Regions from separate parts of the Homo sapiens genome. Here region 2 is linked to region 1. The links are chromatin contacts, found by Hi-C or POLR2A ChIA-PET in ENCODE. All regions are on one chromosome and are shown on one strand. The core of a region is the stretch at or near the end of the contact, and the rest is flanking DNA. Distances in the headings are between cores, read along the strand shown.

Region 1 (4,429 bases), core at 1,534-4,033:
ATAATAATACTAATAACATCTAATAGAATATTTGCTTTTGTCCACTAACTCTGAGAATAAACAGATCTCCTCACTATTCTTTGTGTGAAGACTGAGACTATTTGGTGGACTTAGAGAGATGTCCAGAACTATAGAAAGACATTTAGGAATGCAGCTTACTATACACACCTGGTTGGTTACTTACTATGCAACTAAGGTTGGTTGCATTACATGGTTCTGAGGTCTCACATGGAGACAAGACAGGCCCTTCGGGGCTTTTCTGTAGCCCTGTGAAACTATATCTGTCTCCCCCAACTGCAATGGGGTTGTCTCAGTTATCTCTGAATTCCTGGCAATGTGCACTTAAAAATTTTGTGGCAGAAATTAATGAACTAGATAGATTTAAGCCCAAAAGTTCAAAGTAGCTCATATTATCCAACTTGATGGTAAAACTAACCTAATTTTAATATGGACCAGTGTCCCTCCCCAAGAAAAACTGTTGGTCCAGGTTCTCGATAGATATGTACTCATATAGTTTGGAGATACGATTAATTTTTTTATTTTTCCATGGAGGAGAATCAAGAATCCTTGCACATATTGGGTCACTGGTTCTCCAGGCATAGGAATGTGTAAGACACACTTGGGGAACTGTTTAAATGCAGAGCCATTCCCAGAGGTTCTGAATCCACAGGGCTGAGAGGCTATGTTTCTAGCAGAACCCTCCAGAAGATTCTGAAGCAGATGGTCCCCAGAGCACATTTGAGAAATACTCAACCTGGTGCTCAATTCAATGGTGGCAGTCCTTGTGAGCCAGTAAACATGACACTAGCCTAGGATTCATAAGACCCCATGAATGAAGTTTCACTACAAGAGGTGGGACTTGAGAAAGTCACTAGATTTGCCCTGGTCTTAGGTTTCCTTACCCATTAAATAAGTGTGTTGTGCTCACTTCTGAGTTTCTTTGCTGAGATCTCTGTACCACTAAGGAGACCATGAAGTTGGCAACAGAGATTCTTGAGCTATGCATGAAATTCCAAAAAGCCAAACAGTAATCATTTATTTACCCAATACAAAATCTTATTTGAAACATCTACTTTTTTGGATTAAATTATATCACCTCAATGTTCCCCTGGTTATCAGAATCTCTCATGAAAGTTAAACAATCATGTGCCACACAGTGACATTTCAGTCAGAGATGAGCCGCATATATGACCATGGTCTCATAGGATTATAAACGGAGCTGAAAAATTCCTATAGCCAACTGATGTCGTAACTGTCATAGCATCATAGTACAACGCATTACTCATGTGTTTGTGGTGATGCTGGTTTAGGTAAACTACTGCATGTCCAGCCATATAAAAGTATAACACATACAATTATGTACAGTATATAATACTTGATAATGATAATAAACAACTATGTTACTAGGCTTATGTATTTACTTTATTTTTCATCATTATTTTAGAGGGCATTCTCTCTCTCTCTTTCTCTCTCTCCCTATATATATATATATGTACAGATATATATATATATATCTGTAAAACAGCTGCAGGCAGGTCTTTCAGGCAGTATTCCACAAGAAGGCATTGCTATCATAGGAGATGACAGCTCCATGCATGTTGTTGTCTCTGAAGATCTTCCAGTGAGACAAGATGTGAAGGTGGAAGACAGCGATATTGGTGATGCTGACCCTGTGTAGGCCTAGGATAATGAACTAACAATCCCAAACAACCTCATGTTACCCACTCAACAACTGGGTAGTGTCACCTATGTGTGTCAGATGCTATTTGAGGGGGCAGAGAGGTAAACAACAAGTTATGCCCTCATGGTGCTTACAGTCTAATAAGGGAAGACAGAAAATAGCAAACACATATCAGGCCATAACAAGTAACATAAAGGAAAATAGAGTTTGAAAAGCAGAAAAGGGAGAGTTGGGGGTGGGAGAGTGTTGTCAAAAAAGGGCTCTCTTATAAGGCGACATTTGAATCAAGACCTAAAGAAAATGGGGCAAAAGTCATGTAGATTTCTGGAGGGACTCCAGAAATCCTGAGTTATAGAATATATGCTTTTCAAAACAGGAAGATGATTCATCGTCTATATTATCATAAACTTTACTTAAGCTAACATATTTATGAGCTCATCTTCTGGGCTGACTCCAGGATTATAGACAAAGCACATGGTCTTGATTTCTTAACAGGGCTGTGGGCAACACAGTGAAATCTCTAGTCCATTGATTATCTGACACTGAGGTAAAGCCTGGATTTTGGCACAATACTTATTTTTGCTGCCTCAAGAACATATCTTAGTTCACTTTCTATCCTTGTGGTCAAGACATTTTTAGTTCACTTTGAGATTTGGTCTCTCTCGGCAAGGTTTCTCAGCTACTTTCATTTCTTCTCTACTGACATCCTGATGAACATGGTTTATAAATATTAAAAATAAGGAGGTGAGACCAGATGCAAAGAACTTGCCAATGAATGTCAGAAGTTCCGACGAGTTCCCAGTAAAATTAGAGAATGTGTTTCAAGTATCAGTGGATTCCCCACATCTAGAACAATGACTGACACCTACTTAGCACCCAGGGGATATGTGCTCAAGGAATGTTTGTAAAAGACTGCATTTCTGTGCTGCCTATCTCAAACCAAAATAAAAGCTCTGCCTTAAAAAAAGAGCTTGGTGTGAGTGTACGCGGGTGAGGGCGTATGGTTGTATGTTAGTAAACAGGATGTTTTCTCTTTTATGAGAAACACAGCAGCTGCTAGTTACGCTCCTAATAGGGGAAGTTGCTACTTTTGCATCCTTGAAAGCCCCTATTTGCATAGGCGCTATACAGAAGGCAGACATTAGAAATGAAAACAGTATCTGATCACCAAATCTCACTGGCACTGAAAAGTTCTGCCTCTAGTTTGTGATTTTTGAAATGTGGATGTGCTGACAACAAAATTAACTTCTCCAAAGAGCTGAGAACTCTCATCATCCCTCTCACTATAATTTACATGACTTGACAAAATTAAACTGTTATTTTCATCGGGGTGATCTGCAAAATCATAAAACGATGTGTATTTTTGGGAATGCCTAATTAACTCTCCTTAGTTCCACTGAGATTTCAGCTACGAATATAAGCATTGCAAATATCACGGAGGTGTTCACATCTAGCTTTAGCAACCACAAAGAGACTCAAAGGACTCAAAACAAAAATCTCTTTAGAAATCAGACAAGGATGAGAATTCAAATCAAATGGTGAACCTATGGGGTAAAATCAGGTATACACTGATTTGCCCAAACTTGCCTTGCATCAAATAGCCAGAAATACTTGAATAGGTGAAGCCAATATTAAGAATCAAAACAGCAGAATTACAGACCTACATACACAAGTCCATCTTTAGTAACAGTTTTAATCACAAACATTAACTAATATCGACCAAGCTGTTTGTCACAAAAGTTTGCTTTAACATATAATCAGCATCTGAAGTGAGAGCCACATTTCCTCAACAATTGCCAGCACCTTGTGTCATACTTATAAATAATGGGTTACTCCTATTGAGCACCATCTGCTTAATAGAGAAAAATGTTCATCTTAATTAGGAAACTCTTCTTATTATTTAATATTTATTGAACACCCACAATGTGCTTGGCAGCAAAAGCACCAGGAACATGATCTTTGCCCACCAAGAATCCACCTGCTAAGGAAATATGATGAACCAGTTATATAGTCATTTCTGTTTCTTAACACATTTTATGTATCTCTTTCCAGATGACAGAACTGCCAATGGTTCACTTTTGGAAGGGTCTTCTCTCCCAATTAAGATGGGATGGCGAGCTGTCAGATGAGTAATGAGTGAAGTAAAGATAAAGAGAAGATAAAGAGCAAATTAATTACAATCACTATGAAGCAAAAGTGAAATTTGCTCAATGGAATAAAATTTAATGCACTCCTAAATAAAACCAACTGTGTTTGCTATGAACTCACAGGTTAAGACTAGAAGACATATCAGAAATATAGAACATGTCATGAAAAAGTCACCTTGGAATAGCAACCATTCTTTGTTTTGCATTTACCTTCGGAGCTTTTGTACCTCCACAATGATACAGCTGATGTAGTGTAGGACACTCATTTCATTACGAGGATATTAACACCTTTGTTAGTAAAGATTTAATGGTCAAAAATCTACTATCAACTAGAAGAATTAAGATAGATTGACAATCCTTCCCAAAAGCTCCCAACTATATCCCCTTCTCTCTCTACTACCCTCCAATCAACAAAAGTTCAAGAAAATTTCATAAGTTTAATATTAAAACTGTGTAGAGAAGTATTTTAGGAGAGAATAAACAACCTATTCACGTCAGAAGAATGTTATTACATGCCTGTAATAGTGCCTTTGCATGAGTTATCTAGTAATAACTTTAGTTCTCCTTTTAGTGAAGATTATAAAGAAAAAGAAAATATGTT
Region 2 (4,978 bases), core at 37-2,536, 270 kb after region 1:
TAATTATTAGAAAACCTTAGACAAATTCCAAAAGAGGAACCTTCTACTAAACTCCTGAGCAGTACTCCTCAAAACTGTCAAGGTCATTAAAAACAAGTTTAAAGTCTGAGAAACCACTACCGCCAGCAGGATCTTAAGAAGACATGACAACTAAGGTAAGGCGGTATCCTGGGTAGGCTCCCGGAGCAGAAAAAGGACACTAGGTCAAAATAAAGGAAATCCGAATAAAGTATTGGCTTCAGTTAATAATAATGTATCAATATTCCTTCACTAATTGTAACAAATGTGTTATGCTAATATGATTAAAACAACAACAACAGGAGAAACTATATGTTAAAAATAGGAGGCCGGGCGCGGTGGCTCACACCTGTAATCCCAGCACTTTGGGAGGCCAAGGCAGGTGGATCACGAGGTCAGGAGATCGAGACCATCCTAGCTAACACGGTGAAACCCTGTCTCTACTAAAAATATTAAAAAAAAAAAAAAATTAGCCAGGCGTAGTGGCGGGCGCCTGTCGTCCCAGCTATTCGGGAGGCTGAGGCAGGAGAATGGCATGAACCCGGGAGGCGGAGCTTGCAGTGAGCCGAGATTGCGCCACCGCACTCCAGCCTGGACGACAGAGACTCCGTCTCAAAAAAATAAAATAAAATAAATAAAAAAAGGAGAAAGTGGGGGAACTCTTGCTATATTCATAGTTTTTCTGCAAATCTAAAGCTGTTTGAAACAAAGTTGATTAAAACAACCAAAAATTACCCATGCCTGGCACATAGTAATTCTCTATAATAATTTGGCTGTAGTGACGGTAGCAGTAGTACTCATGGCTCCAGTGTAGGCGCATGGAGGAGACGGGGGTCGGGGGGCAAGATTTGCTGAGTCCTTTATGTTCTTCCTGTGGGAATTTAGGTTCAAAGGTCCAGGAAATAAACTGTCACTGTGCTGGTCACCACCCAACAACCACTTCTAGACCCTGTACCAAGGGCAGCAAAGCCCGTAGCTTTATAGTGACTTTGTAGGGAGGAGGGCACTCCCCGATTCCCACAAATAAAGAGAAGGTCACCCTCACATACACACATCCTCCAAGGCAAAAAAAATAAAAAATAAAAAGATTGGTGGAAATGCAAATGCAAAGAAAATGCAAAGATTTCAATCAAGAGGTGTTTTGTAATCAGAAGGAACTTCTAATCAAGGGCCAAGAAACTGACCCCACCCAGTGGCTGCCAGATGACCTAAAAACCCGGAAGTCAGAATGGTGGTTTTCGTTAAATGGTAGCGCTCCCTGGTGTATTGAGCTGGTGAAATATGGCTTGTATTTCCCTTGCCTGCATGCAGTCTTAAATCCTCCCTCAATAGAAAATCTCCTGTCAGGCTGATCCACACTAACCACGGGCACTCCTGCTCTCCCCAAAATAAGCAAGATCAGCCCAGGAAGTCAAGTCCTCATCTCCTGTCAGATGTCAACACAAGCATGCTACGGCCACATTGCAACCAGGTTAGGGACAAAGAAGAGCAGCCTGGATGTACAGCATTACCAAGGCGGATGCTTCTGTGAGCGTCAAAAACCCTGGGTTACAATCACGTTTCACTAACGAAACACAAACAAGCAGTGGCTGTGCTTCATTTGCAACAGGCGTTTCCAGACACTAATATTGCCCACACTTGCTTGAGTTGGAGAATGTCTTTACATTCATAACAAACCTTGAAAGTAGAAGCTGAGACACAAAGTAGCAGCTTAAATGCAGTGCTCTTCGGGGACTTCACTAAGAAACAACCTGAGTGTTCCCCAGTACGATTGCTTTAAGAGTGACGAGAGCGCCCTCTCGTGGGGGAGAAAGGGCCCTGCATGCAGGGTGCAAACCTGTGAGGGCCAATGCACCACCGGCTACGGGGTCAGCCTGGGTTGGATTCATGTGGTTGGTGCCTGCTCTGTTTTCTCCTCCTCATGATCTTGGTGGTGTTCCAAGAGAATTGTCCACCCACATAAGCAAGAGAAAATTCCAGGGGTGAAATGACTGGACTATTTTTAAGCCGACTGGGCCAGGTTGGGTTTCATGTCTCTCCTGATCAGTGTTTGCCTGAGTTTGCAGCTCATTCTCATCACGGAAAAAGCCCTCCCGACTACAGACGGCGGGACAGGCAACTCATCACTGTGACGGAACCCAAGCCAACTCTTTAAGCCAGTGGGCAAGGTCTTAGATAAGACACCAAAATGGAGAAAGTTGCCCATTGCTGAGGGGCGCCCGTTTGGACAAACAGCAAAATGGGGCCAGCCAAGAGCATCATTTCAGACAGAGAAAAACGAGAAGGGAAGGGGCTCAGAGGCATTGGCCTGAAACAGAATATGACTAACTGTTCCCTGTCTAGGTCAACTCCTTAGGACATAAAAATAAGCCACTCAAACAAAGCCATGGTTAGTGTTTTAAACAAAATATAGATATGTTTAAAACTTAGCAACACAGGACAAGTTATACCAACAGCAAAACACAGAAAAATCTGAGGTGAGGGAGTAAGGAGTAAGTCCCTTTGCCTGAATTCATGCCATGTTTTATTAAAGTGAACAAGGAATAGCCATGCTTGAAATCCCCTCCCCAAACGGCTTTGTTAGCTGGACACAGCCACTCCATCTCAGGTGTAATTTCGCACGCACAGGCAGGTGAGGTCCTGAGTTGGGGACAGCTCTCTGGCGGTGAGACATCTCCCCAGAGGCTCACAGGTACACTCTAGCCGCCTATGGGTCTATAGGAGCCCTGGGGAAGAAAAGATGGAGTTTCTGGTTTAGATTAGGTTATTCTGGCAACAAAAAGGAAAGGGCAGGGGAGGAGAACATTATCAGTGTCCTTCAAGAACGGGCAACTTCAGAGGGTATGCAAATAGGCAATAGCTATAGGGGAAAAAAAATTCACAATGGCATCCAAAAAATGTAACTTAAATTAAGGATGTTACGTCATTTTCCACCTATCAGAAGGGCAAAATGAAAAAGCATGACATATCCATTACTGAATATCTGAGGAAAGAGACACCAGACACCACTATTAAAAGGAGCAAAAATGGTCTTCCCACTTCTGGAGACCAGTTGTATCCAATATCTTCAAAACGTGCATATCTTAAGGTCCGGTAATTCCCTTCTGGGAACTCTAAAATAAGACTTGCACAACATTTTCCAATAGGAATATCCCTAAAGGTTTATGAATGACCACATTATAGAGCTTATATTTTGGGCTTCAGGAAATAAGAAAATAAGGACAGAATTCAACCACCAAAAGGCATCTAAGAATTAAGGAAAATGTTGGTGGAACCTCTAAACCTTTTCTCCATGTTCCCAGTGGATATGGTCTATGGCTGATCCCATGATGGGAAATCTCTGCCCAACGGTCAAAATGGTGTTTTCAGCTAGTCTCACAAGTTCAGAGTCATACACCAGCACTTCATTTTCTATTTAAATGTTTACGGTTTAAATTGAAACTGTGGGGGCCTTTCATTCTGTCAGGAGGCCATGGTCAACATCCTCAGTGTGTTTTGTCCTTGGCACAGCCTCCTGGGAAGCCTCAGGCTCAGCTCAGATGCTTCACTATGAACATTACCAAAGACTCGTGGGCATTTCAGAATTTAAGAAAGAGCCCACCTTCACCTAGCACAAGACTTTGCAAATAATCCAGACCCTTTCATCAAAGTGGCTCCACAAGTATGTGGTGTGCACAAGGCCGCCTGGGCAGTCTTTACCTCATCACCCACCTGGCAGGACATGTTTAGAAGCTGCTTCTCTGTGATAAGATTTCCTCCGCATCTTAAATAACCTGGACAGCAATAAGCCAGTGTCAAGGTGGTGGCTGTCAGCTTCTTCTAGGATGGATCAGCAGTGTCCTTGGAAAAGCAAAAAGCTAGAAGCCCAGGTAAACACTTACAACACGACAATGACAAAAAGATATGAATAATAAATACCTTCAAAAATATGATCTTCCTAGGAGACTTTATTTACACGCTCAGCCATTCTTTTGCTTTTTCTCTGGCTCCCAAATAGGATTTAATCTTTTGACAATTTTTCACTCCAAGAAAGACTAAAGAGCCCATGGTGGGAAGGACAATATTGTTCCATGAATCAGGTACAGTATGCCTCAAAAGTCATCACAAATTTAAATTTCTGCCTTAAGTAGCCAAGTGGAAAGGGCACTGCAGCAAGAGTCAGGAAGCCTGGATTCTCACCCAACTCTCAAGAACCGGCTTCTCCACAGTGGGCCTCCATCATCTTTCTGAATTCCAGATTCATCCTCTGTAGAGACAATGTCTAGACTCCCATCTAGCATCCCTGGGAAGGTGAATCCGGGATGGGACCTGCAGCAAAGCAATCGATGCCCCACCCGTTTTCCCTCAGCCTTCATTGTAACAGTGCCCATGGGCCTGACCAACTGCCAGCCCCTGCACCTCCTTACCAGAGGTTCTCTGGCCAGCAGAACCTCCCCTCTCAGGTGTGATCACTCAGAGGCACCTGTGCTACACTCTTTCCCAGACGTTCCCAGTGGAACTGAGCTGCAGCTGTCCACAGTGATGGCGAGCTTGATAGCACATCCTTTATTGGCTTCCTTCCTCCCCTTCTCATTCCCCACTCCCCTTCCCAAGTTTCCTGGGATCATCTCCCACATAAACTATGTACACTGGAATCCTGCCTCTGTGGGAACCCAAACTAGGAGGGGTGATTTGTATGCCTTTCTACGAGGGACTAAACCTTTTCAAATGGCCTGGCCTTATATCTTTAAGCCACGCCTGTGATGTAGAAAGTAGGCCGTTTTCTCCATGGCTGACTGTAATGCAGACTTTTGAAAGTGACAAAGCCTAGTTTTAACGTCACCCCTTGCCCCCCTGTTTGCCCACAACATCTGAAGGTTCCTCCTGATTCCCAGTTCTGATAGATCCTCCTGATTCCCAGTGATTCTCACCTAGGAACCACCAATGAAGGCGGAGGAAGGGGAGGCCTGAACACATCTCC

What was found. Hi-C counts contacts between places; a loop is a spot of excess contacts on that map. ChIA-PET counts read pairs that join two places held with the same protein, here RNA polymerase II (POLR2A). Pooled maps may share reads with other maps.
Region 2: a map of OCI-LY7 shows a loop between it and region 1 (2.4-fold over the local background). The contact joins two enhancer-like sites. A Hi-C loop is called at or near these places in 2 of 168 maps with a recorded cell type or tissue (OCI-LY7 and naive thymus-derived CD4-positive, alpha-beta T cell), 2 of 37 single-sample maps with no recorded cell type and 10 of 50 pooled maps. POLR2A ChIA-PET finds 5 or more read pairs at or near these places in 2 of 52 experiments (OCI-LY7 and activated T-cell).

What each region holds. Positions count from the first base shown.
Region 1 is chr1:76,423,630-76,428,058 of GRCh38, reverse strand. All of the region lies in intron 3 of ST6GALNAC3 (ST6 N-acetylgalactosaminide alpha-2,6-sialyltransferase 3), which reads right to left. Among named protein-coding and RNA genes, the nearest start is that of ST6GALNAC3, 350 kb to the right of the region's middle. RefSeq lists an enhancer at 2,211-2,450. Within about 2 kb of position 2,783, at least 4 of the 41 ENCODE cell types and tissues checked have a DNase peak (open chromatin) inside an H3K27ac peak, as active enhancers do.
Region 2 is chr1:76,151,144-76,156,121 of GRCh38, reverse strand. All of the region lies in intron 1 of ST6GALNAC3 (ST6 N-acetylgalactosaminide alpha-2,6-sialyltransferase 3), which reads right to left. Among named protein-coding and RNA genes, the nearest start is that of ST6GALNAC3, 79 kb to the right of the region's middle. RefSeq lists a silencer at 1,732-1,841. Within about 2 kb of position 1,286, at least 19 of the 41 ENCODE cell types and tissues checked have a DNase peak (open chromatin) inside an H3K27ac peak, as active enhancers do.